Regions from separate parts of the Homo sapiens genome. Here all the other regions are linked to region 3. Evidence: chromatin loops called from intact Hi-C (ENCODE). Cell type or tissue: endothelial cell of umbilical vein. All regions are shown on one strand. Links, peaks and the distances in the headings refer to the core of each region. The heading gives the core; the rest is flanking DNA.

Region 1 (7,963 bases), core at 1,272-6,271, 340 kb after region 3:
TTGGCTCTTTCTCTAAAGCATGCTTTCCTGCCAGGAAAACATCTCCTCATGTTAGAATCTTTTACCCTCTGTAAAGGCTGGGAAGTTTCAAGTTATCAAATCCTGGTTTCTTTGTACTTAACAGTTCTTTCCTCAATTTATCTTTCTCTTCTTGCATTTTATTATAAGCGGTAAGAAGAAACCAAGCAGCCCAATGGCAATCCAACTGACCATTGCATGGAAATATCCTTAGCTATATATTCAACTTTGTCACTTACAAGTTCTGCCTTCCATGAAACTACAGGAGACAAGCTTTCTAACACTATATAATAGCAAGGATCCCATTCCTCCAGTTTCCAATGAAATATTCCTCATGTTCTTCTGAGCCCACACTATCAATATACTTGAAGTCCAGACTTCCATGAACAGTATGCTCAAGGCAAATTAGATTTTTCTATCATGCTGTTCAAAATTTTTCCAGGTTGTGCCCACTGACCAGTTCCAAAGCTGCTGTTACATGACAGGTATTTGTTATAGCAGTACTTTGCTTTGTTGGGGCTTAAAACACAATACTGCAAAGTAGGGCACTTTGACATGCTGAGTACTTTGAACTGAAGGAGATTGGAAGGACTTCAGAAGCAAGAAGTTTTCTCTGATCTTCTCCCATCCTCTTTTCTTCCATCATTTCTCCTACCCTCCTTTCTTCTTCCCTCATTTCTCCCACAAACTAGAGTCACAGAAATTAGAATTCCTCTTCCCCAGGGCAAGTCCTAGAAACTAGAACTCCTCACCCCCAGCACAAACCGTAAAACCTAGAGAGGTCATTCTCTGACCTACCTCCCTTCAAAGTAGGCCCTAAGACCCTCATTCCAGAAGGGTCCTGTTGCATACCTGGGTGAGGTATGCTAGAGGCCAAGAAGAATCTGAACAAACAGACCTTGCTAAGTCCCCCTCAGATAATTATTATTAGATCACGTCCTTTTATTCCAATCACATATTTACATGGCTGTCCCTTCTTCATTGAACCTAAACCTAAAATCGCACAGTTTTCCCTGGGCCTTTGAGTCTTCATTTCTGAATCTTCCTATGTCATGTAAAACTTTGATTAAATGAATTTGTCATGCTTTGTCTCTTGCTAACCTGTCATTTGTTATAGGAGTGTCAGCTGTGAACCTTCTAACAACACTCAGAAACCCAAATCTACATTTGTGTTCTACTGCTGTATAACAAATTACAACAAAATTAGCAGCTTAAGAGACATACATATTTGTTAGCTCACAGTGTCCATGGATCAGGAATCTAGGAAGGGCTTAGTTGGGTTCCCTGCTGAGCCTCATAGGCTGCAATTGAGGTGCTAGTAGGGCTATATTCTCATCGAGAGACTCTACTGGAAAACAGTCCAATTCAAAGCTCACTCAGGATATTGGCACAATCCGTTTCCTTGATGCCATATGATTGAGGGACTGGCTTTTGACCATCAGCTGCAAGGCTGCCTCAGGCTCTAGGAGCTGCCCTCAGCTCCAGAACCTCAGTTTCTGGCTATGTGAGTTTCCTTACTTGGAAGTAAGGAATGGCTTACATGGCTGTTTACTTCATCAACCTAGCAAGGAGAATCTCTTACTTCGGACTGAGAAGGGAGAATCCTCAACATAATGTAATCACAGAAATAACCCCTCACCTTTTCTAGATTCCACTGATTAGAAGCAAGTCACACATATCTGCTGCACTCAAGGGAAGAAGATTTATACAGGGTTTGGGCACGGGGGCCCTCTGCGGCCTGTCTGCCACACGGCATTTCTCCTTCATCCTCTTACTGTTATTGTTTGTACTATGTTGTTGGGATACAAGGACTTTGGATCATGAAGAATAAGGAGAGGAATGGAAATCTGAGTCTCCTTTTTTCCTTGAAATCTCTGCAGAAGTAGTTGAAACTACAAAAAAAAACAAAAAAAAAAAAACTGTATTTTCTGAAGTTCAGCTATCTATGTTGTTCCTGTGCCCCATTACCACAGGTAAATGAGATGACTACATTGAATTTTAAGTTTGCTAAAAGCCATCACATTCAGTACATGCTGTGAGTCCCACCCTTCAAGTTATTAAGACACTGTACATATCCTCCATAAAAGAGAGAAACATCTTTATTGGCTAAAGAGTTTAGTTTTGAACATTCTTCATAAAATGTATCTATACAAAAACAGATATTCTGCTAAAGCACAGCTACTGGTAATAGAGAACCAAATATGTTTGGGATCCAAAGATGATCCTCAAATGCACCATACAAAAAAAAAAATTGCCATTAGAAACCAAGAAATTGGGTTTCAGTCTATCAGTCGTTAATGGTATTATATAAGTTAGCTTAATTTTTAAACATTTGTTTTAAAAGCCCAAGGTCAGACCCATTTTAGAGATGCTCATGGATTTCTGAAAATAAGGTCTAAAGCATCAAGATGGTACCAGAATAGCCTTGTAGGATGGGCTCCGTCCCTCCTAAGTTTACGTGGTTACCTTGCTGTCTGGAACCTGGTAGAGGGCAGGCCCAGGTGGCCAGTAGACATTAGCCACCCCACACCCCTTCTTTCTCCCTTCTTCACTCATCTAATGTTTGTCGGGCACCTTTATTTCTGGTGACTCCTAGTAAAAAGTTTTGCACAAAGAGTATCTGTGTGGTAATTTCTGTGCTGTTCTAAGTTTTCTTAGCAGAAAAGTTTCATAGCACTAATAGGTTCTTTTTAGCCTTTTATTGTTTTGAGATCTGGTTACCAAGTGGCTTTGGCAGCAAGAAATGCCTGCAATCCTAGCTCTCAAGTGGAACATTTGAAGTCGAGGTTAAAAGTTCTCAAATAGCATTGCCGATTGCTTAACCATATTCAAATACCTTGTCTAAGTTCAGATGACTTTGTTTGCCAAGCAATTTTTATAAATTAGTATTGCTTATCTCAGTACAAAGTTGTGACACGAACAGTGCTATTTCTTCTATTGTTTTATACCTCTTAGTTTTGATTCTCTAACAGGATTGTAAATGTCAAATGTCTGTGTCATCACAGGCCATGTCTTCTTCTTAGGATGATGTGAGGCACATAGTAGGCTCTCAATAAATGCATTTATTGATAGAATATGTTTCTAACATTTTAATCTCACTTACTAGTCCCGCTTACTTGTTTCTGCTCTTAATTGTACAACTAAATCTACATTTACATTGAAAATTCTTTGAAATATATTCCATATTTTTTTCTTTGGCAAAGTGATCACTTTAGTGGTAGACTTCAAAGTAGAATAATGAAGTACAGTACATATCTTCTAATCTAGTCATGCAATTATAGCATTTCTTACAGTATTAACACTCTATCACTAGAAAATCCTCAGGCAATAATGACTAATAAGGAAAGCATTTCCTGGCAACTAATGACCGGCATGGGGGCGCTTGCTCTTGACCCAAAGCCAGCAGCCCTCAGCCCAGCTGGCTACTGCCTAAACCGGACATGCCAGGCCTCCCTCTGAGGTTACTGTGTATTTATTTATAAACTGTTAGTATAGTGACAAGAAATTTAAAATGAGACAATGTTTAGGTGCTGTTCAGAGGAAAGTACCTGTGGGTAGATCATGATACTTTTTTAGTTGTAATTACATGACTCAGATTATTCTTCCTCTCTGTGGGTGACATAATATATATTCAACATTTAGGACTTAAACATTAAATAAAATCTGCTTTTGGAAGCACAGAGAAGGTATAGAGGTGATAACAATAATATAGCTAGCACTTATTGAGCCTTTATAAGATGCCAAGTTCTATGATAAGCACTTTACATGCATTAATTGATTTAATCTTCATAATGAATCTGCAAGGTAAGTAAGAAGAAACAGAGGCACAAATAGGAGAAAATAACATGCCCCAAATCCATAAGTAGTAAGCAGTAGAGCCTGGATTTAAGGCAAGGCCTCCAACTTGATGCCAACTGCTATTCTGTGTTATTACAGTTCCAATAGCAAAACAAAGCAAAAACATTTAAGCCATTATTAACAAATTGTAAAATACCAGAAGTCTTGTATGTACTACTCTATATTGTTTCTCTATAAGATGGCCTCAAATTTTTTCGATAGAAAAATATTTGGAAGTTACGAAGTGTTCTTCAGTTAACTTAGATAACATCCAACAAATAAGACAAAATAAATGTTTAAAAAAAATAAAAAGTACATTGTCAGTGAGACTATTATCAGAGTCCATGAAAATGTTGAAATATATTTTCATCTTATGATAATAATATTGCAAGAAACTTACAGTTAAAATTTTGTAAGTACCTGTATGAGTAAAGAGGAATGAGAATGCACAGAGAGAAAGTTTTTCTTTCCAGAAATATTTCCCTTACAGTCTGGAAACTTCCTTCACCTTTTTTTCTTACCACAACACTGTCCACTAATTGGCAATTTACTTTAGTTAACAAATTTCCATTTTTGAAACACAAGTGCCCCTGGAGAGTCAAGATAGCCTCCTCATTAGTTACTCACATCAAGGTAAAAATTATTTCAATGAGCTTTCTCTTAATATGTAGCTTAATGTTTAGCCCTGGGGTAATTTGAGTTGCAAAAGATAGTTGGAATGGTGAGTGGAGAGCTGAGTTATTTTGAAACAGGAGAATATGAGTCGTAAGAGCTATTGTAAGACCCCACCACAGGGAAGCCTCAAGCAAGAATTGGAACATACGTGGGAACCAAGAAATAGAGATTAGAGGGAGAGCTTATCACATTTGCAAATGCAAACATTGTGACCTACAAATGCATTTAGAAGCAAGGGCTTATCCCTTTTCCAGACTCTAAGCACTGGGAAACAGGTGATAGTGATACCACAGCACTAAGAATGTCTCCTCCTACTTGGCCTGGTGTTGCTGGGCCAAAGCCAAAGCCTGGATCCCTGCTCCCTCCAGGTCCATCTACAGTGCCCTCTGCCACCTGTCACCTGCTACAGCCCATCAGGTGTTCTCCGTCCAGCTGCTTTCAAGGTCCAAAGTAATTGGCAGCTGAGTTCAGTACCTGAGAAATTGTATTGCCTTTTCTCTGTGTCTGGGACTTATTTTATTGCATTAAAAAAATTTAACAGTCTTAACTTGGCTCAGAGGAGTCTAGAACTACAGCACAGGGAATTTTTTTTAATCTAATGGGGCATAGGGTATAATGCAAACATATTCAGTTCTCTGCACTTATGGTGCAGTCTAGCACAAAGAAGGACTAGCCTCCTGACATTAGCATTTTAGCTACAGGGCTGTCACTTGTTGGTTCTTAACCTTTACTCTGCTACTATAGACCTAATGGATGAGGGTCACATATGCATCATAGTATGCCTATGGGCATACTGAATTTAAAAATAAAAAAAAATCTGATGTTATCTGATTTATCTATTTTTGTTTTTATTGACTGTGCTTATGATGTCATATTCAGAAAATTATTTCCAAGGCAAATGTCAAGAAGGATCTCCCCTATGTTTTCTTCTAGTAATTTTACCATTTCAAGTTTTATGTTTAAATCTTTAATCCACGTTGAGTTAGTTTTTGTGCATGGTGATAGAGATCCAATTTCTTTCCTTTTTTTGTTGTTGGTGCTTTTGTTTTTTTGTTTGTTTGTTTTTTGCATGTGGGTGTCCAATTTTCCCAATACCATTTGTTGAAGAGAACATTTTTCCCCATTGTGTGTTCTTGCTACCCTTGCAGAACATTAGTTAAGGGTAAATGTGTGGGTTTATTTCTGGGTTCTGAATTCTGTTCCATTGGTTCACGTGACTGTTTTCTATGACAGTGCCATATTGTTTTGGTTACTGCAGCTTTGTAATTTATAATTTGAAGTCAGGAAATTTGATGCATCCATCTTTATTCTTGTTCAGGATTGCTTTGGCTATTCAAGATCTTTTATAGTTTCATTTGAACTTTCTGATATTTTCTACTTCTGGAAATAATGCTGATGGGATTCTGATAAAAAGATTTTGCACAGTAATAGAAATAATCAGCAAAATAAAGAGGCAATTTAAAGAATAGGAGAAAAATTTGTATACCATCTAACTAATGAGGAGTTAATATTCAAAATAGATTAGAAACTCATACATCTCCATACCAAAACTACAGATAACTGAGTTAAAAAATGGGCAGAGGATTTAAATAGGCAATTCTCAAAAGAAATCCAGATGGCCAACAGGCAAATGAGAAGGTGTTCAACATCTCTAATCATCAGAGAACTGTAAATCAAAACCACAATGAGGTATCACCTTACACCTGTTAGGATGGCTAGCATCAAAAAGACAAAAGAGGACATGTGTTGGTGAGGATGAGGCAAAAAGGAAGCCCTTGTACAATATTGATGGAAATGTAAAATAGTACACCCATTATGGAAAATAGTGTGGTAGTTCCTCAAAAGATTAAAAATAGAACTACCATATGATCTAGCAATCCCATTTCTGGGTGTAGATCTAAAAATAATTGAAAACATGATTGCAAAGAAATATCTGCGCTTTAATGTTTATTTAGCATTGACTAAGATATGAATACAGGTTCACTGTAGCATAAGACAAGATATAGAAACAATATAAATGTCCTATGATGGATGAATAATGTGGTATGTATTCATGTGTGTGTATGTGTATATATATATATATATATACACACACACATATATATACACACATACATATATATATACACACATACATATACATACACAATGAAATATTCTCTAGCTTTCTTTTTTTTGAGAGGGAGTCTTGCTCTGTCGCCCAGGCTGGAGTGCAGTTGCATGATCTCGGGTCACTGCACCCTCCACCTCCTGGGCTCAAGCGATGCTCCTGCCTCAGCCTTCCGAGTAGCTGGGACTATAGGCATGCGCCACCACACCCGGCTAATTTTTTGTATTTTTAGTGGAGATGGGATTTCACTGTGTTAGCCAGGATGGTCTTGATCTCCTGACCTTGTGATCCACCCACCTTGGCCTCCCAAAGTGCTGAGATTATAGGCGTGAGCCACTGTACCCTACCAGTCTAGTTTTTAAAAAGAAGGAACCTACCCATTTACAACAACATGAATGGAGCTGTATAGCTTTATGCTAAGTTAAATAAGCAACACACAAAAAGAGAAATACCACATGATCTCACTTATTTGAGGAATCTGAAATAGTCAAATTCACAGAAGCACAGAGTAGAATGGCGGTTGCCAGGGGCTGAGGGCAGGGGCAATGGGAGGATATTGGTCAAAGGATACAAAGTTTTAGTTATGCAGGATGAATACATTCTAGAGATCTAATGTACAGCATGGTAGCCATAGTTAAATAAGTATTAAATTTGCTATAAATTAAATAATAAAAATACTATGTTTTTACTTGAAATTTCCTAACATTATAAATCTTAAATTGTCTCACCACATATATACACACATTCACATACAGAAATGGTAACTATGTAGAAGTGAAATACGCTAATTGTCTGGAATTTAGTCATCATTTCACAATGTATGCAATAAATGCAATTTTTATACCTCCATGATATCTCAATAAAGCTGTTTTGAAAATGAAAAGCAAACAAACAAACCAAGTGATATAGTTTGGCTGTGTCCCCACCCAAGTCTCATCTTAAATTGTAGCTCCCAAAATTCCCATGTGTTGTGAGAAGGACCCGGTGGGAGGTAATTGAATCATGGGGGCTGGTCTTTCTCATGCTGTTCTCATGAAAGTGAGTAAGTTTCACAAGATCTGATGGTTTTATAGAGGCGAGTTTCCCTGCACAAACTCTCTCTTCTCTTTTTGCCTGCTGCTATTCATGTAAGACATGACTTGCTCCTCCTTGCCTTCCACCATGATTGTGAGGCCTCCCCAGCCATGTGGAACTGTGAGTCCATTAAACCTTTCTTTTGTAAATTGCCCAGTCTTGGGTATGTCTTTATCAGCAGCGTGAACACGGACTAATACACCAAGCAAGCACTTTTACATTAGAAGTAACTTGTAATGCCTACAATTA
Region 2 (7,963 bases), core at 1,774-6,773, 370 kb after region 3:
ACTCACCATCTTATTATATATTTTTTAATAAGTCTCTGCCTCCCTGACTAGAATGTAAGCTTCATGAGAACAGTTTTAATGCCTTCAGAAAATCATTACATAATACCTTAAAAAGAAAAAAATATCCATATTGTGGTTTCATATTCTTAAGTTTTTCTGCCTACTCCTTTCCCTATGTTTCTTTGGTGTTGAATGCCTTAGACTACCTGTGCCTAATATCTAGGACTGTCCTTGGTGAAATGCTACAGCAGGGAGTTTCCTTACCCACTTTTTGTCTGTTTTCCATTCTTAAATCCCATTTCTTTGGTCCTTCCCAGAAGATGTTTATTCCTGCTCTTACTAAGAACTGAATTCTGATAATACTAAAATCTTAATTTGACATTTTTCCTAGTGGTATTTTTACTTAAAGGGAACACTCAAATCTTAAATGACTGACTTTTTAAAGGTGAAATTTGAGACTTTTGACTTGATCTTCAGGTTATACTTCAAAGACGCTGCCCTGGTACCTGCACCCAGGTCATTTTCTCTGTAGCTGTTAATCACTCATAGTGGCTGTGTTTGGGATATAAGCATGTAACCTAAAATTGCCACTTTAGTCTCCAGTTCAGTGGAGAAGGGAGCTAGCTGAGCATTTTTAGTAGCCATGGCTAGTCTCCCAATTCGTGATCCACATGGAACTTATACTCCAGGCACGCAAGTATGTCAAAATACTTTATCTTTGACAAGCAATGCTTTCCAGAGAGATGACTAGTTCTAGCCAGTCAGTGTGGTCTTGAACTGTAGTGTCATTTCTGGCAAGAACTTTCAAGCCTGCTTAATGTTAACATCAATTGCCATAATGCACTTTGACACTATTTGGGATTTTACACTAGGTAATCTAACCTCTCTCAAGTCAAAATCGATGCATCCAAGAATACCTCAGAAATTGAAAAGTTCAAGTATAATCTTGAGTCTACTTTACCCCTACTGTGGTCCTATATAGATAACAATGGATGTTGTGCAAAAATCTGTGCCTCGAGTATTTTCAGACACATAATGTGTAAAACTGATTTAGAAAAAATAAGATTTGGGATAGTGCATCACTTTGAATTGCACTTTATAAGTTATTTTACATCCTTTTTTGGAGTGAAGTGTTCTTATTCAAAAGTTATATATAGATAGTCTCTATAATTATATATGTCTCTCAGTGAAGCAGTTACTGGTTCTAAGTACACCTCTTATACCTTGACAAGACACTTACATAAGTAGACGAGATCATTGAAAAATAAACATCACATGACAGTTTCTCTTTCCAATGAGACAATTTTGAGTGCAGGTGGGGTGTGAGTAAAATCAATCAGACCTCTTATTTGACTGATTTATACACCTTCATTTTATCAAAAGTGTCCCATTTGACTCTCTGGATAGACATACCCCAAAAACAGTCTAAACAACTCAAGTGTTCATTGTGCTGGAGTCCAACTCCACTAGAAGGCAGGAAGACAAATTTTATGTTCTAAAGTCCTTTCTAGCTCTATGAATAACTAATTATAAGATACATGAATATTTCTTAGTTTCATTAAACGCAATAAGATGAAACTGGACTCCATTTTTTGAGGCCCACTTCTAATGTCCATATTCAACATTGGTGTGAATAATAACTACCTCTACACAACAAACTTGTTTTCTAACTACTGTGTCTCTGGTACATCAGTCATATTCATTTGCCTTTCCACTCCTCTCAATCTATGATGGTTAGTTTCTAAGCCGGTGTGTGTTGGCAGAATGAAGGAGAAAAGAATGGTGAGAAACTAGAGAAAAACTATTTCAGTGCCTACCTATGTCCTCATTGGTATTCTACATTATTTTTCTGAAACATTTGGAATTATATGTTGAGATTTAGGGGCTAGTTTTATAGCCCCATCTGGCCTTAATTCTGTACATACAATTGGACAACATGAATTGGTCCACAATTTTGGTTTATGTCTCTCTGTTCCGGCTTGATCTGAAAATGAAATTTTACTCTGCACTAAATGAAGAACTTGGCTATGAATTGTGCTTATAAAATAAAACAGGTAATATTTTAAATCTTTAAGATTACATTTGAAATTTTTTTAAAAAAAGGTTTCCTTTGGAAACAATAAATCATATCTTCCAATGTGTACCCACCGCAAAGTTTTCTCAAGATCAGTTTTTCCTTTACATTGATAATTAAACTTAGCAGTATTAATATTTATTAAACACCTATGAGGTGCCAGTAACAATTCAGAGCAATAAAAGAGGTGGTCTCTATTGTCAAAAGTGTTAAAAGTTGTTTTATGCCCTTGTGCCTAATCACATGCTGGCCAGAGAGAAAACATTTTTATCAGTGCCCATCAGAGCTGTTGCTTTGTGTGTGTGTGTGTGTGTGTGTCTGTGTGTGTGTTGCCAGGATGTATCCATCCTACTAGTATAATTCTAGTTAAATGCCACAAAATCTGTAGTAAATGCTTTAGAAGGTGCATATCTCCATTCCAACGTTCTTTTCAAAATCAAATCAAATTTGAAAAAAAGAAAAGAAGATAGGTAACTAGATAACAATAGCTGGAAAGGAATGAATCACAAAGATTGGTAGGACAGATGGTCCCTGCTATGGAAATGATACATACAATCAAATTAAAGGAATCAAAAGATAGATAATGTAGGTTACGTTTTTCATTCAGCTTATATAGCACAAAGACACTTTAATGAGAGTTAAAAGAAAATAAAGTCAGTTCACATATAAGGAAGTAATTTTCATTCTGTAAGTAATGAACGTTTGGGACGGCCTTCCAAGCAGGATTTTTGAGGTGAAGGACATGGGGGTTATTCAACAATTGGATGTCTTACTGTAGTACATTCTAATCTGCTAAATAGTATTTTTTTCTTATTTCTTATGTTGTTATAACTGTACAGTCAAACAATGATTTTCAGACCCTAATTAGAACCAAATCTACATAAATGATGCTCATAATAAATCATACAGGGCAAATGGCAAGAAATAAAAGGGAGCTATAAATGCATGCCTGAAGTCAAATCTGTGCTCTTCAAATCTCAGTTATAAGAAAGAAAATATACTAATTAATTAATTTTAAGTACCATTAGAGGAATTTTAATTGTATTGACTTTTCATCCCTCAATCTATGGCTTTAATACACTTTTTAGATCTTGGTAATTTAGGAATTGTATTGATGCTAAGAAGATAGATAGTCTTATTTGTTGAAATATATATTTAAAATGTATTAAATATATATTCATATATAATCCAAATTAAAAACAACAACAAACAATTTAAATGCCTTGGGAAAAGGAGCTAATGAAACAACAGAATTGGAACAGGCCTCCAGAGGTCATATGTCATATTTGCTATGCAATTCCCCTCTCCCAGAACACACACACACACACACACCAGGATTGTGTTACACAACCTAAGTAGTGCTTACTTTCTGGTTAAAAATCAAACAGAAAAGTTGTCAGTCCCCATATCTCTGCATTTCTAAGTTCTCACTATATGTGATAGCATTTAATGTACACACACAGTACCTGATGATGCATCCTTGCTTCAGTGGGTTCTGGAAAGTTCTTCTAGGTCTAGGTAGCAAAGCTTTCACTTATTCATTCTTCCTTCTGTCCATGGATGCTTAATGAACACTACCAGGTTAGACAGATGAGACATAAATATGATCAAAACATCATCATTGACCTTTAGGAGTTTAGGTGGCAAGATACACAAATAAGCCAGTATATAGAGTGTAGTAATAAGAATGACAATACAGCATGATAAATCTTAAAAGAGATCTATACATGTTGTCATGAGAGCAATAAAGAGGGGCACATAAATCACACTGGGAATTCAGAAAAATATTCCTAGGAGAAAAAAAATGCTTATGTGGAAAGTAACTGAACAGAGACAACAGCCAAGGACATTTGAAGTAGAGGGAACAACATGGGAAAGAAACACCATGGTGTATTCGGCAAACCAGTAGTAATTCAGAACAGCAAATGCAAAGAATTTGCATGGAACACTGGCAAGAGACTGATCTAAAGGGATGCATAGAGCCTAACAATGAAGGGCATAACATGGTAACCTTTAGTCAACCTCTATCCTGGAGATTCAGGGAATTGTAGGAGCACATGGAACATGCCTGAATCTGAATATGTCTGGAATACAGGGGACAGTTTGGAGGAATGTTAGCGCAAGTCAGGGGGCTTACATCTATAAGTGATAGAATCATAGTGATAGTTCTGAAAAATAGAAGTCTTGCTGGGAATGTAGAAGAGCAGACTGATTTGAGAGTTATTAGGGAGCAATAATCTATAAAACTTGGTGACTAATTGATTTTGTAGATTACATGAGAAAGGGAGATCTGGTATCCCTCCTAGGTCTCTTAAATAAGAAATATATTTTTAAAAAGTCTGGGGGAAAGAATTACACATTTCCTGTTCCATTTGACATTTCTGTGGCATATCCAGATAGAGATGACTAATGAGCTAGATAAATGTGAAGCTTGCCAAAGGCATAGGAGTCAGTAATAGTTAATACCATGGCTTTGGGGAGGAGCATATATAATATGAGATGAACTAAGGGCTGAGGATGAATAGCTGCAGGTAAAGTTATGATGTATCAATATGGTGAACTATTTCACAATAGGAAAATAAATATTTCTATACAAGTATGTCTCTCAACTGAAGATCATAGGCAAAGGAGAGTGTATAGCTTTTCTTGTTAACACATGCTAATATATTTATATTTTATGTATATATGTTTTTTATATATACACACACACACACACACATATATCTCCATATATATATATATGGAGAGAGAGTGAGTCGAAGATCTCACTGCCACACAGGCTGGAGTGCAGTGGCACAATTATGGCTCAATGTAGCCTCAACCTCCTGGGCTTAAGAGATTCTCTGGCTTCAGCCTCCTGAGTAATCTCTCTATGTTGCCCAGGCTGGTCTCCAATGCCTGGCCTCAAGCAATCCTCCTGACTCAGCCTCCCAAAGTGCTGGGACCACAAGTGTGAGCCACTGTGCCTGGCCACGCTGATACATTTTATAATTATACAATTTACAAATGGGTTTCTTTCTAATCTACTCAGAATGACTGTACTGGAGAAAGTTTTTTAAATGTCTAAGATGAAAAAACAAAATACCTGAGTGAAGTAAGGCACACTGAGTCTATGTTTCTCACTAGATGGAAATCACCCACGGGGCCCTCAGAAGGGGCAGATTTTAAGAGGTTTATACTTCTTAAGGATGGAGGATGTTCACCAAGTACAACTGTTTTCTCTTTTTCATATTTCTATGGAACAATCCCCTTCTCTAGGTGAACCGCAAGACTTCAACATGCCATATTTGGAACATCATTAAAAAATATCCATGCTTTCTCTGTAGCAGTGATCTATTTATGTATGCATTTATTCTACAAATATTTATTGAGCCTCTCTACTGCAGCACTGTTGTTGGTGCTAGCAATACAGCAATGACAAAGCCAGTACTGCCCTGATCTTATGTAGTTTACATTCTAGATAAGGGTATAAAGGGAAATTGCAGGTTTTAGGGGAGAATAGACAGCTTTTATAGAGAAGGTTGTCAAGGATGGTCTCTCTAATGAGATTACTTGCAAATGAAAGACCATTCAAATGGAAACTAAACAAAGTGAGAATGAAATGTGAATACCTGGAGCAAGAGCATTTCAGGCTGAGTGAACAGCAGGTGCAATGGCTCTGAGTGGATTACACTCAGTGTATTTGAGAAAAATCAAGGAAGCCAGTGAGATAGAAATTCAGTGATCAGTGGGGAAGGTGGAATGACATGGTGGCCAGAATCCACATCATGAAGGTCTTCAGGAGATGTGAGGAAGATCTTGGATTTACCAAGCAGTTTAGAAGTCCTTGGAGAGCAGAGTTCGGGAGAACTATGTCATTTATGTCACTCTGGCTGCTGTGTGCAGGACAGATTGCAAATACTCAGAGTAGAAGCAAAATAAATAGGAATCTATCATAGCAATCCAAACAAGGGATAAAATACCCTGAACTTAGGTAGGAGCAATTAGCAGGAAGCAGTTGGTTTCAGGATATATTTTGAAAATAGAGTGATTGGCTAGCTGATGGGTTGTCTATGAAGTGTATGAGAGTCAAAAAAGACATGAATGCAGTTTATTGATTTAAAATTTAAAAATTATATAACTATATTGGAGCTTAGGGGAGAGGAAGTGGGCCATAGTGTAAACTAAGTCATTCTTTATTATAGCAAATATAAATAATGACTGATAGTGATTTTAAAAAGGCCAGGGAAAGCATACAATAGTCATATGAAAATAATTTCCAGAGGAAACAACTAGAAAAATTAAAAATATTTGGTTCTAGCAAGTGGGAGTAGGCAGTGTGAAGATAGAAGAGGGAATAGAGGCTATAAAATTTTTCTTTATAAATCTGCTAATACTAGCAGATTCTAAAAATTTATGTGTATGTATTCATTTAATAAAATAAGTGATTATATATGCATATAATATATTTATATTTATGTAAAATGAATATATTATCAATGAAGGAAGCAGTTGCAGACCAAAAATGTTAAGTTTGATGAGAGTAAGAAAGAGAAAGATTGAATGAGAACAACATGAAGAAGCCAGGATGAGCAGAGTATGTTTGTTTGCATTAAATATGAGTGTTTGAGGGTAATCATACCCAATCTCCTTTTGAATTCAGAATAAGCTAATAAATTGACCAAAAAAATCAAAGTGATAGAGTTCAAACTATCTACCTTATCACTGGTTAAAGCTGGTTTAGAAAATATATATGAGCCACAATTAGGCCTCTATCAACACTCCACTAACGTCTAAACCTTGAGAAAAGCCCACTCATCCCATATGTGTTGAACTCTAATAGAGGATATGGAAAGAGATGGGGTCTCCAGACCTGCCTTCAGAAGGGAAGCTTCAGCCCTGACCCTGGCTGCTCGCCATCTGGAACTTGGAGCAGAACCAAACACCCATTCTCTGGGTAGGTAAGAAAATAAAAAATTCAGAAAGATGGGGATATGCATCACCATTTCTTTTCCTCAATCATAACCAACTATGTGAGTAAAGCATCAGAAAGAAAGGTGGAACCTACTTCCAAAAAAAAAAAAAAAGAGGAAATCCTGACAAAATTTGAAGCAAATTGATTCCAAAGAAGTTTAGGTAAAAATAAGAACATCTGATAATTTAATCCTAGCAGATTTTCAAAGTAATGGGATTTAATATGCCATCACAAGTGTTTCTCAGAGAGAAGAAGAGATGCTTTTCTTCCTTGTTTTTGGAGAAAATCAACACAAGGATAATAAAGTGCTTAGATATAGCTCTGTTAACCGTTTCTATGACATTTGATTTTCCCACATTTCTCTCTAGCAATGGAGAAGCAATAATCTGCTGAGTAAGTGGGAAAGGTGTGGTGGGGCTGGAAGGGAGAGATTTCAGAGAGATATGTATTTAAAACACATTGCAAACAAAGATGTTAATCAATTTTCTCATTGAAGAAAACTGATGATGGATGTTTTCACACAAAAGAATATGGATCATAAGACAGAATGAAAATAACATACACATCTGAGAAACCAGTAAACATTCTTTTTGAGAATGAGTATGCCTGTCATGCTCAGGCAGGTGCCCATCTTCTATACCTAATTCTTCTAGGTAAGAAAGTTATTCATACAGAAAAATCAATCCTCAGAATGTTTGCATGTTTACAAATAGCTTACCTTTCTAAAACATGTCCCATATGATCTGTTCCCACCTCAATGAGTGAACTCATGGGCTCCATGAGACTTGAGAATTTAATAGTCACATTGTCCTCCACATTCCGTTGTTTAGCAAGTCTCATGGCTGTAAGAATTTGAAGGATGTCTTGCTTTGCCCAGCACTTGCCTCATCTGCACTCATTCTCTTATGAGGTGTGTCATATGAATGTCATTTTAA
Region 3 (7,963 bases), core at 2,014-7,013:
TATTTAAAACTATCTGTCCAGAACATCTTAGCTTCAACCATCTGAAATTATAACACCGATGTAATTTTACTGTTTTTTCCCCCAAGATTCTATTATCCATTACCTCCCACCAACAAAGTTAGATTCAGCACTATTAAAATGTATAGTTTTAAAAGTAAAGCAAAACTAGAAATTTGTATAATGTAATACTTTTATGCTTTTTTTGTGTGTATATTTTGTTTGATTTCTTAAGTTTCTAAAAATATTGTATTTATTTGAGGTAGGAAAACAAGAATTGGCTAAATCACTGCCCTTAATTTTTCTAATGGGTTTTTATAATTCCTAAATTGATGGGAAAATCATCAAATATTGGAAAATTCTTATATTTTGGAAGCACAAATTGATTCACAGAACATATATATAATTATATATTCTCTCTATATAGATTGAATATATATATACACACACATATATATAAAAGATGATCTCAGATATTTAAATTTTCCATGTTCATAAAGAATTTACTTCATATTTTGGTGGCTTAGAACATGTCTTTATATTTGTGAATCCCATGAACAAATACAGTTCAGTTTTCTCTGAAATTTTGATTTAAAAAAATTATAATTGATCTTATCATTCATAAGACTTGCACTTTTCAAACAATTGAAAAAACATGGCTTTTGATGATTAGGCAGCACATATTTTTGGACAACTAATAGATTTGCTTGAGATATAAAGTACCTGATGAAGAATGAGCAAAGAACACCCAATCAGATAGAGTGTTGCCCTGAGACCACTTCAAAAACCCTGATAATTAATTTGGAGTTTTTCTTAACTCTATTATATATTTTTAAAGTATACACCTTTGGTTTATGGTTTTTTCTATCTTTATTAGGCAAACAAATGTCAATATGTCTGGATAACTTGTTTTCATCTAATATTTTCACCATTCGAATAATAAATGTCTTTTAAAAAAATCTTTGACTCTTTGCAGTAATTAATTAAGATAATTATTTGAGTCAAGAATTTTTCAAAAAGAAAAAAATTCTGGGAACTTAGATGCCCACTTTTAATACATACGTAATTCGCTGAGCTATACTGAATATGGAGCTCACGTTCTATTCTTGATTTTTTTTACTGGTCCAAGTTCAAATAAAATTTACATAAAAATATTTTCTTTATAAAATGACTATACAGATAATGAACCAAGAATATTATATAGTGAATATTTTCATGGTAAATTTAAAAAGCATATGTATCTTCCAAAAATAATGTTTTTTTAAATAACAAGAAAAATTAATTTAGTACAACCATTCTTTCATCTTAATTCAACCAATATTTTATTTTTTAACCAATAAAGTGCTTACTAGACAGTTGAAACTGTGTAAGCGAATAATAACTTAAAAGAATTACTTGTGATAAAATGATAGAAAAAGCCAACTCAAATAATTTTCATTGAAGACAAATCTTGCAGCTATATTAATATTAATAAAAATTAAATGCTTTTGATTAGTCTAGATTGGCTTGTAATGGTAAAACACAAAGACAAAACTGAGGCAGTGAGCCTCACAATGCCTCTACTGATTTCTCTACTGGCCCTTCCTCTGCACATGGTCAATTAGAATTGAAAATCCTGTGCTGATTTCATTCGCTGGAATTTTTAAGCAGGTCAGGAAGAAAGATGTTATTGAAAGGAAAAGTCTCATCTAAATAAGAAAGGAGCACGTGGCCATCTGGTCTTAGCTATACATATAAAAAGTTATTTCAGCTGAACTGCAGTCTTGATGTTTAAAAAGATGTGCCAGAAATCAAACCAAAATCTGTTTACGGTAAAATATCCCAAATGTTTCTTTTTAAACTTTCAAATATGCAATACACAGTTCATTTCCTATCTGTGATTCATGAGCCCATTTGACCCCAGCGCCTCACTGAGCTTGACTGAGTTTCACTCAGTAGAACATTCAATCATTTTTAGAACACTTTTCCTTCATAGAGTGTCAACAAGACAGTGGATCTTTTGAAAATTGTGAAAATAACTTTGATAGTTTTCACTCAAATTAATTTTGAGTATTGTCGTCATGTAGGATTGCAAGAATAAAATTTGAAACATAAAGCAGCCAAACCAGTTTCCCTTGTTTTCTCATCGCAACTTGAGGTTCCTGTGCATTCTCTGCACAGTGCTCAGGTATCTACTCACAATAATTTCAGGCCCTATGCCTAAAGGCTAAGTTAAAAAAAATTCTCTTTTCATGAAGAGAAATTTTAAGTGTTGAGTCTTCTTTTGCAAATCATTTTCATGGTAGTAAGAAACAGAGATGGTTTTAAAAATCACATTTTATACTGTTTGTCAAATTAGAGTCATATCTTTTGATATTCTTCTTTGACATGAGGTATTTGTGGTAATTATAACATCAATACATTAATTCATCCAATATCTGATAATGCCCTTCTGGTAGTATAGACATAGCTAGTTGATATCGCAATCTGAATTTTATTGTATTGAAGTACATTAGTAGTCTTCAAGAACTCTTATTATAAAGTGACAACAATTATTTGGGGTCAGAAGACTATATTCAAATACATTATATATATATATACATATATATATATACTAAATATGCTACATGCATGTAAGAGACATACATGATCATAATATCAGCACATGCTAAACAACGATGTAGATTTAAGCTAAGTCTTCAGATAAATACTTGGATTAAAATATTCTAATATATGAAACAAAAGCCTCTTGACATATCTTTGACATAAAATGCCCACTGGTTGTTTTTGTATATCTACTATGTTTGTTCTGCCATTTCAAATAAATCATTGCCATTGTGTAAGAAGAATAAACTGTACTATAGTAAATTGTTCTTTCTCCGTTATGCTCTGAAAAACCATTTGTTCTTGAATTGGCGTTACGTAGTTCAACTATTTCAATCAAGTCCATTATCTTCTTGTCTTTGAAAGATGCCTTTTCAGTAACCTGTACCCAATGGGCAATGTCATGTATTGTTTTTTGAAAGTAGGTAAAATTTAAACACAACTATTTGCCCATTTTAATCTTTGATAAGGAAATTATATAATTAATCATCAATCTTCCACTATATGTTGGAAGAACTGTTTATGTCAAAATTACAGAGTTAGGCCAAGAATTTCTTAACGAAGTTATTTATTAGTTCATAGTGGAGTCTTACCCTATAGACTGTCATCTAACTTGTGTAGCTTGTTTTCTCTAAGTACAAAATGTGTCAATTCTTTAGCTACATACTTTTCTTAACAATAGTAACATGAAAGCAGAAAAAGAACAAAACATTTTTTCATTTGTTTTAAAACAGTCACAAAATACATTGGCAAAATGAATCTTATTAATTTGTTGACATATACGTAGTGCTGTTTATACATATATGCTTTGAAATTCCTTTCAGATTAATTGCTTTTTAGTACGCAAGAATGAAGAAGTATTAAGAGCAAATTCCAAAATTTTAAAACTCATGTATCAGATACGTGGTATGTAAAAACTGGTAAGTATAGCAGTCATTCTATTCTAATGAAGATTAATTTAAATTACACATCAAAACTTGGTAGTTAAGGGGTAGAATGTATACAGAGTTGTTCTATATCTACCTCTCAAATCTGGCAATATGTTTTGGTAAAAGTATTAAACTTTATTGGAGTGAAATAAAATAATGTACTGAAATGTGTGCATTAATAAAAATCTGAGCACATGTTTGGTGAGTAACTATCCAGTATAAGACCCATAAAACAGACTTGAAAATAAATACAAACCCTGAACTAGCTCACACGAAAGTTAATTCAACTACTATCTAATCCATAGATATACCCTTATAAAAGCACATGAGAGAGCATTACTTCTAAATCATTGGTACAAAACTGTTCTCTCCTAAAGAAATAAGTTAAAAGTAAAAAGGATTTAATTGTTACAAAATGTTAAGTGGCGAATAAAAAACACCAAGTCATAATAAATTGAAGTATTGTAGCATTTTTATCCAACTTGATTTCAAAATGCTCACCATTTCTACATCCTATTTATATCATTGAAATTCAGCCACCTTTCAAATGTTCAAACAGCATATTAATAAGGCTTCCTAGAACCAGGAAACTCTGACTACATCTATCTTGATAAACATACCCATCCTGCCCCATAAACACATCTTCAAAAGAAAGATAGCTGCGAATAAAATAGTCCTTTCCTGTGGGTGTCGGTTAACCCCACGAGCACGTGAACTTCCTATGGGCACACACCCAACATACATTAGCGATTAGGTGATTGAAAATGTTGCCCACAAAGGCAAAATTTTATATATGATGACATCACCAGCTAACCTGGATTTCTCTGTGATATAATGATATAATTTCCTGGTTGAGTGTGTGCATCTTGAGATAGAGAAAGAGAAAAGAGAGCGAGTATGTGTGTATGTATGTGTGTGTGTGAGGAGAGAGAGAGAGAAAGATGCTTAAAGAACAGCATCATCAGAAATGGTATATAACCTTCTGCAAGGTTTGCAAGAATCTTTCGACAGACCTTTGACTTGTTCCAGATTTCATGCAGCATAAGTTCATTCAAACATGCATTCCCCACACAAACAAATTACATTATGTTTAGTTAGCACACTATTAGTTCCTAAAATATTCTGATAAGATCTGTTGAGATGAGATTTCTACACCAAATGAGGCATGTGCATCTGTATGATGTGGTGCGGGAGTTGCAAAGTCCCTTGAGACCTGCCTTTGAATGGGTAAGACGTCTTGGTTTCAAAGGTAATGAAAGGGTTAAAAATTGAGGCTGTCTAGGGTAAGAGAAAGGGGATATTGTTGTCTTTAATCTTTCCGCAGTATGTGTAAGACTTCCATCCCGGATCTGCACATAGCAGTGGAATAGGCTCGGCATGCATTGCGTGCAAGCTCCTTGATTGTAGAAGGGGAAAAAAATCTGGCTGGAGTCCAGACAGGCTGGAGCTCTGTTGATCATTATGTCTAGCCTTCAGGTGTCTCAGCACACAGTGGGCGGCGGTGGGGGAGGTGTAGATAACATGAGAGCAGACAAAGAAAAAAAATGGTGTATTTTTATAAGATTATGTGAAAATTTGTATTTATTTTCAAGCCCTCCTTAAGAAAATGAATCCTAACGTCTTGGACTTTTATAATTAGAACACAGGCTCTGCTCTGGCAGCTCTCTTTAAGCCATAATTAGTTATGTCTGGAGCCTTTGAATAATTCCTTTCAATAATTGATGGAGTTAATATTCTCTTTTAAAAATGAGGAGGACAATGTTTTTCACAAACTCTTTTTGTTGGAGGCTTTGTCATTCAAAATCTTCATCAGTCATAATCACACTGGTGTGATTTGCCTTTTAATTTCTTATAAGACTTAGCTTATAACTTTTTAAGGATGTGGATAATTCTAAAAGTAAAGGCATAATGTATTGCTAGATTACTGTAGCTGAATATAAAAAGAAAGCAGTAATGCAGGAACATTCTATCCATTTGTTTCCAATTATTTTATAAATTTAAAAACTGCATTGTATGTTGCTTCTGTTTGAACTCCATCAAAAAACCTCACTATGAATGTAAGGAACTTAGATGCTAATCATATCTTTTGCTTGCTAGAAAGAAGAAATGCCAAATTATTTTATTCTTCAAGCATTCTTCTATAAAGAAGCTTCCGCATGCTTCCTCCCCACCCCCACATCCTCACTCCACCCTATTAGGAATTTCAAAAAAAAAAAAAATCTTTATACATGGAAGGCTAGATCCTAAGACAGAAAGCTGTCTTTTCCTTCTGTCTTTACACTGGCCACTTTCAGTCGCCTTCACTTCTGCTGGGACTTTATTTCACATTGTGTGGACTACAACACCGAAACCAGTTCAGTCTCTATCCTTATTATAAAATTAAAAGTGGTGGTTAAAAAAACATATAAAGCCCTGGCTTGAAGCCATTGTTCAGAATTTAAGAGCTATTTGCCCCCAAGTGTCTTTGCAGTCTTTCATAGCTAATTATAATAACTGTCAGATGTCTGGAAAGTCTATGGTGCCCTTGTCAGTGGAGTCAGCAAAGTTTGTCTTTTATTTTTCTTGGGGACAGAGCAAATCTGATTAGACATAAAGAGCAAAAAGAAGTGAACTAAGTACATATGCGTGTGCCTTCATTTTTTCTTATGAACAAAGCAGCACACTAGAGCGATGTTCCAGCGCACAGCCTCCTACAGCTACTCTTTGGAATGCCTGACTTTTATTTTTAATTCTTTATCCTCAACAGAATAAAGTATGCAACAATTGTCCCTGGAATATTTTCCTGCCAGCTGAATAACCTTCAATATACACATGAAAGAGTACCCTTAAGAAATCTTCAAATATTGGATGTTTATGACATAAAACTATTTTAATCAGTACACTTGACGGAAAGAAAGGTATACTTACAATTTCAAAACGGTTATTTGCTCTAGTTTCTTGTCCCCGGAGGCAGAGCAGAGGCTTTTGCCAGACTGTCCATGATGCAGGTGCAGAATCCCTGTTTTCATGCCGGAGAGGAAGGTAGAAAGTGCTTCATAAAGTCACTCGGAACTCAGCCACTTGTGCTCAGACATCCCTTGCTCCTGTGGAAGCTGTACTATCTGCAGTTCTGAATTGAACTAAATTACAGCCCATGTGAAAGACAGGGGCAGTGAGTCATGTGAGAGATACAGAGCTATCCTATTGGCCACAAAGACATAGCTTAGGCATTCTGCCTTTTCCACCATTGGTGAATAGTTAAAACTGAAAGCATCTAGATCCTCCTCTTGAGCTTATTTGTCCTCTATGTGTGGAAGAATGACTGTAGGATTTTACAGTGACAGAATTAGTTAAGAAAGGGACTGAAGTCATCCTTCACAGAGACTGGTGGGAGGTGATTGGAAGCTCAGCTTTTTTAAGATTTCTTTTTTCTTTTTATCCCCCTGCCCTGCAGTTTTGTCTATAATTTGCCTGTTTGCCTGTCAGAAAAAATGTTTTTTGTATTTTTTTCTCCCTTCAGTTAACCTTGGAAGTGACAGAAAGTAAATTATCATCATATTCCTTTGCAGAACTGTCATGTTTTGAAGCACAAAATCAATTATTTTCAATGACGCATTTTCAAATTTTATTTTTACATTTACAGAGACTTTATTGTAGTTCTAAACTAATAAACTAAATTGTCCATTAGTGACACCAACAACAGAATTAACTTTTGAGTAATTATTACATTTTGGAGAAAGGAGGGCTAGAAATAACTCTGGGAAATAATAAAAGGCAACAATATCAAAACAAATCAAATAAGGGGCTTTAACTAAGAAGGGATAAAGAAGAAATATATTTCTCCATCAAAGTCACTCTTTAATTTACCACTTTATGTAAGGCAGAATGTCCAGAAACTGCCAGTCAGAAGGTATTTTTAGTTTTGCTAGGATTCTTTAATTCACCCAATTCCTTAAAAATACTTAAATGTGTTTGTAAAGATTTAGAGGCTGTAAACTACCTTAGAAGTCATCAAGTCTCACATTCCCTATGTTAAAGGTGAGGAATGTAGCCTCTGACAGTAGTGACTCTCTTCATAACACTGATCCACCGTGTTATGCAAAATAAATGAAGGAAACATTGAAATAAATACTAGTTTGCTCTGTCTTACGTACCTACTAAGAGCCAGTTACCTTCTCATTTAATTCAATAATTGTACAACCCATAGAATAAGTTTGACTACTTTCATTTCTCCTCGGCAAAAACAGACTCAAATGTTTTACTACCATGGTAGTGCCTGGATTTGAACCCAAGTGGCTGATTCCATACCTACTTTTTCCAACTAGGTATGTGTCCTTCCAAATAATGATGGTTGTCACTTATAGGTTCCTTCCTACTGTATGGCAAGTAATGTGCAAAACCCTTTAGAGCCCCTCATTCAGTTCTCACAACTGTTAATGAGTCAATTATTCTATTTTGCTGATTTCATTGATGAG
Region 4 (7,963 bases), core at 1,570-6,569, 160 kb before region 3:
GATAAAATATTAAGTGGTGGCAGCTTCAAAAACATAGAAAATATATACTTTACTGAAAAGTACTCAAATTCAATTATTTTAAAAACATGGTTCTGGCCTGACAAAACACAGCAGCCTGAACGTTGGCCACCTCAACACTATATTTTACCAGTCCTATTTCCATTGTATAAAACTGTTGCTGTTGGTCTGCTGGGTTACTTTTCTCTTTATCTGCCTCTGTTGCTTGCATTTGTATACTGTAAGTTCCATGTTGGGAGGAGGAAGAGCAGGAAGAAGAGTAGGAAAAAGAGGAAGAGGAGGAGGAAGAAGAAAATGAAGAGGGAAGAGACAGGATCTCCCTTTTCACTCCAGGGAAATAATGACTCTTTTGCTCATTTATATTTACCACTTGAGACATCACCTTAGTCTGTATTGGGCTCAGTTTCCCTATACAACATTTTCCAAGATTTCTGTTTAACTTTGACATTTGCTTATATCCATTCCTCTTACTGTGCGGCTCCCCGCCTCTAAGAGTAATTACTCAGGAGATCTAAAACTGTCTCTTAAGGCAAAGCTTCCCAACCATATGAAGGAGGCCCTTGTATACTTTGACATTGATCCTCATATCCCTCACCTTGTTCTGAAGCCACGGGAACCTTGAGGTTACCTGCAGGGATAAAGAAGGCTCGCACAAGAATTAGATCTTCTCCTGCATCCTCTTTACTCTGCTGTGTCTTTTTGTTGAGACAGAGTCTCTCCCTCTGTCACCCAGGCTGGAATGCAGTGTCATGGTCCCTGCTCACGGCAGCCTCAACCTCCTGGACTCAAGAGACCCTCCCACCTCAGCTTCCTGAATAGCTGGGACTACAGGCACATGCCACCACATCTGTCTATTTTAATTTCTTTATTTTAAGTAGAGATGGGGTCTCCCTATGTGGCCCAGGTTGGTCTTGAACTCCTGGGCTCAAGTGACCCTCCTGCTTCAGCCTCTCAAAGTGCTGAGATTGCACGTGTGAGCCACCATGCCTGGCTCCAGTATGTCTTCTAACTACTTCATTTACTCAGAGCTCTTGAGGTGAACAAGTTTGGAAAGTACTACCTTATGAGAAAATATGGCCCCTTAACCACATGGTCAGTTATCATTTTGGTCAAGTGTTTGTCATCTGCAAAACATCTTCACAGGATTGATTAATCTGTCCTTATGACCTGTATTGACTTCAGACTCACTATCACATATCTGTGGCATCTTTGATTTATAGATCCCAAGAAGGCAGACTCTTATTTTATAGAGCATATAGCCTATCTACTTTGTGTGCTAAGAAGGACCAGGGGGAGAAAGAGGACTGTCACCAGGAGGAATGTGTCCCAGAGAGGCAAATCGTCTTTTCTTATTTCCCCTAGCTTTCTTCCTTTCTTCACAGCTTCATGGGAAAAGGCAAAACATCCTTGATTTTTATACAAACCCTTTCTCTCCTTTTCAAACTGCTGCTGTCCCAGGAGAGGTAAATTCTTTTTATTAATTATAAGTACTTTAAATTTTCCTTCATGTACTATTTGTGACTAGCGGTTTGAACCAACTGGTTTTGCAGCTTGGGGTTTGGACCTTTCATTGCTTTTGTGTTTGTAACTCTTCTGCCCATTAATTTAGGGTTTTCTTTCCTGTCCTGATGCTTTGCCTGTTCTCCTTACTCAGCTAATTTTCTGCTGCCTCACTTGACTACACGCATTAACATCTTACAGTTTAAATATCCAACTTTCTACTTCTTTTGTGCTTAATCCTGACTCTGACATTCAACTATTCCCTGGTCTTGTTGAATTGCCTCCTTTCAGCCTATTCTGACCCTTTCTTACTAAATGATCTTGTACTACTTTCTGGTTTCCCAGTCTCAACATCTGCCTCAAACTTTACTCCAGTTCCTCCAAAAATTATTCCTGGAGCATTTAAACGAGTACGGAGAACTGTACTCTCACCCATGTGGTTTTTTTCCAAGAAAATAAATTTTACTCAAAGGTAAAACATCAGATCTTGTTTTCTTCTGATTTCTGGCCAGTCCTCTCCCATTTCAAGTGCTAGGAACAAGGACGTGCCTGACTCCTGCTCATCTTCTTCTCTCTCACAGGGAGCTCTCAGGGCAGAGGAACTTCTTCCTCCAGCCTTTGTTGCTTAGTGAGAGTCATTTATATTAATGTGCCTTGCAATGAGAAGTCAGTCAGGTGTCATGAAATTCATTGTCATGTAGAACATAAGGAGTGTCTACCTTATTAGACTTATTTTTTTTAAATGGGGACATAACTGTTCACTTTCCTTCAGAAAATATTGTATTGAAATAAGATAATTTTCAAAAATAAAGGCAAACATTTTACGTGTTTAATTATGTTTTTTAAGTTGTATTGATTTTTTTTTCCTGTTTGAGTATCCTTTTCTATCCATGTTACTGCTGTATATAACAATTGATTGTTAGAGAAATTGCTTGACTTTACCTCTCACCTTTGGTTAAAAATATAAAGAGCTACTTCACTCTTTAGATAGATAGTTTTTCTTTTATCCTTAGTAGTACATTGACTAACATTTTACACCACCCCCCCTAAAAAAAATCCCCAAAGGGAATCAAAATGAAAAAAAAATGAAAAAAAACAAGCCTATTATTTGTGTCTGCTTTTAGAACTCAAATTAATTAGTTAGATGAAATCAAGTTCTATTATTAATCTAACTAAATATACTGAGTATAGAGTAATTTCAGACATCTTCCCTTCACCAAGTTTATTTAAGGTTCTTTGGCAGGAACTGGTGCTGGAATAGGCAGCTTCTTGGATGCTTTCTACTTGCAATTTGATACCTAATGGTTTTCCTTTTGGCTGAGAAACTTCACAAACAGAAATGAGCGCTTGATCATGTGACTCGAGCACTGCAGGAGCTTGGGTCTGTGGAAACAAGGCGGGGGCAGCGGTCATGGGATGAAGACTGCTCGTGGTTGCTGTGTTCAAGATGTAGCAGGCGAAGAATACATCCTGAGAAGGATAAAGCCATGTCCTTAGAGTTCAGGCATGACCTCTGAGAGCTGGTTGAACATCCTCCTCCATCCCGGGTGAAGCAGCTGCTTCCACTCTGCTGGATACCCTTTTGGCGCAAGGCAGAATGCATCAAAACTGTGTGGAGTGAAACGCGTGAACCCTGTTCTACCAACAGTCACACAATTCAGGGAAATTTGCTTTGCTGTTCTTAGCTTCATGGTTTTCATCTCTAAAATTGGGATAATATTTAAAAGTTACCATTTATTCAAGACAATGAGCCAACCACTGTGTTAAGTACTTTATATTTTCTCATTTAATCCTAAGTGGAAAAGCAACAAAGAAGTAGAGTTTAATCGTATGAGTCTATGTTCTGACCTCCTTATGCCCCACTTTTCTCTTCCGTAACCTGGAAATCATGACGGTTTTTACCTTCCAGCATTGTGAAGATTACTTGAGATAACGAACACAAATATTTACGAAAGTGATTGATCCACGGTAAGAATTCAGTAGATGATGGCTGTGATTAACAGTCCTCAAAAGGTAGCTATTATTCCCACTTTAAGGATGTGGAAATTGGTACCAATAACAGTTGCTAAGTAGTAGATCTGGGATTCAAGCATAGGTCTACTGGCTATTAAAACTTAGCTCAAACCACAAGGCTAATAAAAATTCCTGTTGCCCAAACCTTCTCATTCCCTTGGCCTTTTTTCCCACCCAGCCTGTCTTAGCTGGGCCTATTGGTCTCTATGGAGCACACTAACAGTCATTTCTACTCATCTAGTTCCCAGACAAACCCTGATTTGAGAGAGGAAGTTTCAAACCAGACTCAGCTTCTCCATCCTTTGAGGCTGGATATTGAGTCACTCTTCCTGTTACTGTTAACTCAGGACAAAGAGTTCCAGCACTAACCACAGAGTCTTGTCCTGTTCAGTAAAGAATGCACCACAGCCACCTCATGAGAAAGAGGAAGGCCTTCTGACTCCGGCCGCTGCCTCTCAGTCCCACTCCTGCAGTCGCCTCTGTATCTCTTCCCCTCTTGTCCTCCACACTCTACGGTTCTCAAAACCAGGCTCTGCTTGCTATTAGTACTGACAACACTGTCATCCACACTTTATATACGTCCCTTCTAATATTTATTGTATCCCTTGTGGCGACTATTAGTATCTCAAATTTAGATTGGAGAAGCAAATTTAGAATGATTAAATAATGTGTACAAGGTCACACAACCATTTATCTTTATAATGATAATAATCTGCATTTATTATTCATGAATATTTCAAAATCACCTAGAACAAGGTTTCTCAAGCCCAGCATTATTCCAGCCAGTGGAGACAGTGTGCTGTCCCCATTTGTTGACAGAGCACTGAATTTACAAACATTAACTCTACTTATACCTCATTACCTCTACTCTCATCCCATTGGCCATAATTAACTATATGGCCACACCTAACTAGGCTGGGATATGTGGCTTTTATGTCCATACAAAAAGCAGAAATTCTGTTACTATAGAAGAAGAACATAGAAATTGGCAACAACTAGCAATATTTGCCACAACACTTCATAGTGTTATCATGAGTACCAAGTGCACTGTGAATGTGACAGTGCTTTTGTAAGTTCAAAAGGACTGAACTAATACTGGCTGCAGACTTCTAAAGAAACCCTTGCACCACAAATCTTGAAATGGTACCAACTCATGAAAATAAGTAATAGTTAGCAACAATCACATCAAGTTTCCCCAGGCGCAACTAGCTTCACTTCAACTGGGAATTGCCACGAAAACCAGGGTTTATGCTGCTGAGTGAAGTACACAATGATCACAGGAATTCTGGATTTGGAAGATTTTACCATTAGCTGTGCTGCAAATCATTTGATTTTCATGCCATTTTTCTAGACTGGGATGAAAACACACACACACACACACACACACACACACACACACACCTCTCATTTACTGTAGTTCTCACATAGACATCTGAAAAAGGAGTCTACTGATTGTACACCTTATATTCAAGGACCTTTGACTTGGGAATTGAGTTTGTCAGGTACTGTACCAGTCTGCTTTGACTAAGCCAAATTCTGAGTCCAATTTTCACTTTTCTTATCTGCAAAACTAATGAAAAGGATGAGATCATCTCTCCATCAAAGTAATAGCATTCTATAAATTTTGCTTTCCTCAGCCACTACATAAAAGTCAGGGCTAAAGATTGGTGGGAGAAGAGCCACAGGCTCCCTTTGGTGGTCTGAATAATCTACTGTGGATCACACAGCAGTCATTGGCTGGCTGGGACTCTTGGTTCAGCTGAGGTCCAGGCATAACAGGCCCGCCCTGCTGCCTCAAACCGAGGTGTATTGAGGAAGACGCATGTGGCTGTTTACACAGGGCCTGGAAGCCGGGGCCTGGCTCATGCTGAGCTCAGCTTCTCACTTCTCTGAGAACTGGAATTCCCCAAATTTTCCCCCAAATTAAAAGAACCAACAAACTGTATTATAAAAACAAACAGAATTTGTTTTTCTTTTAACAAATAAAAACTAATTTATGCTAAAGCTTTGTTGCCTTGAGTCAAGCCAACCGCATGATCCACTGCCAACGCTTCTCTGTATTAACTTCTCAAGTTTTTCAAGCTTAGTCCTTGCTGGAAAAAGTATAGGGTTTGCAAGCCACTAATTGGCATAAAATGCTCCTCTATTTTATATAAACACACAGCATAGTATCAAAAATAGAGTTGCATTCATTAGCCTAAAAATCCAGCTTCCCATGTGAAATCTTTTTTTATGCCCCTCAAGATTTAGGTCTGCCTCTAGAGTTAAAGGAAAACTTGTTTTTTAAACTTGTACTCTGTAATTTCACATAAAAAAGAAAAGATGGCTTTGATTTCTATTTTTACCTATTAACATATTTTATAAGCAGTAAGGCAGAAAATGAAATTTTTCCCTCAACTATTCAGTGCTAATATTATTAGGACAGCAAATCTGAAATTAAGCAAATCCATAGCAATATCGACAACAGCATAATAATACAGGTATATCTTGCTCTATTCCATGTTGCTTTACTGTGCTTTGCAGATACTGATTTATGTTAATAAACTGAAGATTTGAGTTTGTGGCAACCCTGCCTCGAGCAAATCTATTGGTGCCAGTTTTCCAACAATGTGTGCTCACTTCAAGTCTCTATGTCAGCATTTTTCAGCAATAAAGTATTTTTAATTAAGGTAGTACTTTTTTTAGATATAATGCTATTGCACACTTAATAGACTACAGTATAGTATAAACATGACTTTTATGTGCACTAGGAAACCAAAATAGTTGTGTGTAACTCACTTTATTGAGGTGGACTGGAACCAAACCCTCAGTATCTCCGAGGTATGCCTGTAAAAACACCAGATATGTTTCTATGGATACTGCCACAGATTGGTGATTAAATCTTGATCACATTTTGCGAAGCTAATTGTTTGCAATCCTTTGTGATTTTCAGTTCTGAGTACACTAGGCCCCGTCATCACTCTAAGCAGATGACTACTCCTTCTGCTTTACTGAGAGCAAGATTCAGGGTGTCCTTGGTAGGTCCTTTCCTAACTCAAAATCCCTCTATATCCCAATTCCTTCAGGCCTTCTTTTCCCTCAAAGGATTAGGCATTGCTTATGCCTTCTTTTCTGCATGAGACCCCCTCCACCTGTATTCTTGGTTTCATAGACTCAAACTACTCCACAAGTTTATCAGTCTCTGCTTCTTCAAACATGTTTCTTCTCTTAATCTTTCTGAATTACAAACAAGTTTTTCCCCATTCTAAAAACAATGCTCTATTTTTCCATCCCCCATAGCTCCTCAGCCCACCAGACCTCCCTCCTGATCAACTCCAAATTCTCAAAATTATTGTGTAAATCAGCTGTCTACATTTTCTCCTTCCTTAGTTGCTCTTCAAATCTTTGAACTCTCATCTCTAGCCCCATATCTTCTCCTGAAACTAGTCTTTCCAAATTTAATAATAATCTCTGGATTACTAAATTTAGTAATTCATTTTAATCCTCATGGTTCCTGACTTCTGTAGCATATGACACTATAAAGACGAATTTCCTCATCCCCATCCTCCACTAACCTGGGCCTACAGACACCAACAGCCCACTGTCTTTCCCTCAATGCCATGGTCCGGCATTAAACATTCTAAGGGCTTTGGACCTAGTAGATGGACACTGATGTCCCCAAGAACAAGGGGTCCTGCTGGCCTATTTCTAATTGTAGGATGGTGACTCTGATTTTGATCATTTTCCATGATGAGGTGAATATTTTCTTAGCTTCCACTATACTACAGCGTCCAAATTCGCATTTTCCCACTTCTACACATTCTCCTCCTCTGTATGGCATCAGCTGCTCCTCAGAGAGACCAAACTCACATTTTCAATACGCTACTAGATATTCCCATCTAGTCCTTGTAAATGGAATTTGCAACCTCTTACTCTTCCAGGGTCAAGGCCTCAGTGTTGTCTTTGATCTCATCCCCTTCCTCACTGCCCATGATTACCAGGACTGGTTGATTGTCTTTTTGCAAAGACTCTGGCAGGTGTCTATTATTTTGATTCCTGCTGCCAAGGCTCTAGTATATGCTCTTGCTATCTTTTGACTAAACTATGTCAATACTGTTTTATGGTTTCCTGGACTCCAATTGTTCCCAACTTTGGTTTATCTAACACATTTAAATAACTTTCCTATAACGTATCTTTTCATGGTTCTTCAATGACTCACAAGGAAAGGACACTAAGGTCACTCTCTTTTGCTGACTTAGGATCCTCTACCATGTGCACCCCATGGACTAGTTGAAATGCTCTACTTACTGCATGCTATCACCTATATTTTTATCTTCTTGAAACTTGTTTCAATACGTTTCTTCTACTTGGAAGACCTTCAGCCTGGAGATATTCACTCTAAAATCTAGCTGTCATTTTAAGTTCTAACTCAAATGCTACCTACTACAAGAAT

The links. A loop is a pair of places that touch in the nucleus more often than their neighbours do. Peaks named below come from ENCODE experiments on the same cell type or tissue, not always from the same donor. Only the 100,000 strongest peaks of a DNase experiment are listed, where the experiment ranks them.
Region 1: a loop joins it to region 3, with 11 times the contacts of the local background. A loop is called at or near these places in 4 of 110 quality-filtered maps.
Region 2: a loop joins it to region 3, with 2.3 times the contacts of the local background. A loop is called at or near these places in 3 of 110 quality-filtered maps.
Region 4: a loop joins it to region 3, with 11 times the contacts of the local background. A loop is called at or near these places in 23 of 110 quality-filtered maps.

The regions. Positions count from the first base shown.
Region 1 is chr1:199,269,430-199,277,392 of GRCh38, forward strand. The region is part of intron 3 of LINC02789 (long intergenic non-protein coding RNA 2789); the gene reads left to right. Among named protein-coding and RNA genes, the nearest start is that of LINC02789, 120 kb to the left of the region's middle. RefSeq lists an enhancer at 2,846-4,045. In endothelial cell of umbilical vein, for the core only: no CTCF peak of the experiment used is centred there; a DNase peak (open chromatin) is centred at 3,412; H3K27ac peaks cover 2,731 bases.
Region 2 is chr1:199,298,277-199,306,239 of GRCh38, forward strand. The region is part of intron 3 of LINC02789 (long intergenic non-protein coding RNA 2789); the gene reads left to right. Among named protein-coding and RNA genes, the nearest start is that of LINC02789, 150 kb to the left of the region's middle. In endothelial cell of umbilical vein, for the core only: no CTCF peak of the experiment used is centred there; a DNase peak (open chromatin) is centred at 4,435; H3K27ac peaks cover 827 bases.
Region 3 is chr1:198,930,810-198,938,772 of GRCh38, forward strand. MIR181A1HG (MIR181A1 host gene) reads right to left here and starts at 6,620. Exons shown (of 3, transcript NR_040073.1): 1 at 6,417-6,620. RefSeq lists enhancers at 6,411-6,470, 6,871-6,920. In endothelial cell of umbilical vein, for the core only: no CTCF peak of the experiment used is centred there; DNase peaks (open chromatin) are centred at 4,192, 4,932, 5,762, 6,732 and 1 weaker place; H3K4me3 peaks cover 3,261 bases; H3K27ac peaks cover 4,899 bases.
Region 4 is chr1:198,772,947-198,780,909 of GRCh38, forward strand. No RefSeq gene overlaps it. Among named protein-coding and RNA genes, the nearest start is that of MIR181B1, 82 kb to the right of the region's middle. In endothelial cell of umbilical vein, for the core only: no CTCF peak of the experiment used is centred there; a DNase peak (open chromatin) is centred at 3,845; H3K27ac peaks cover 3,300 bases.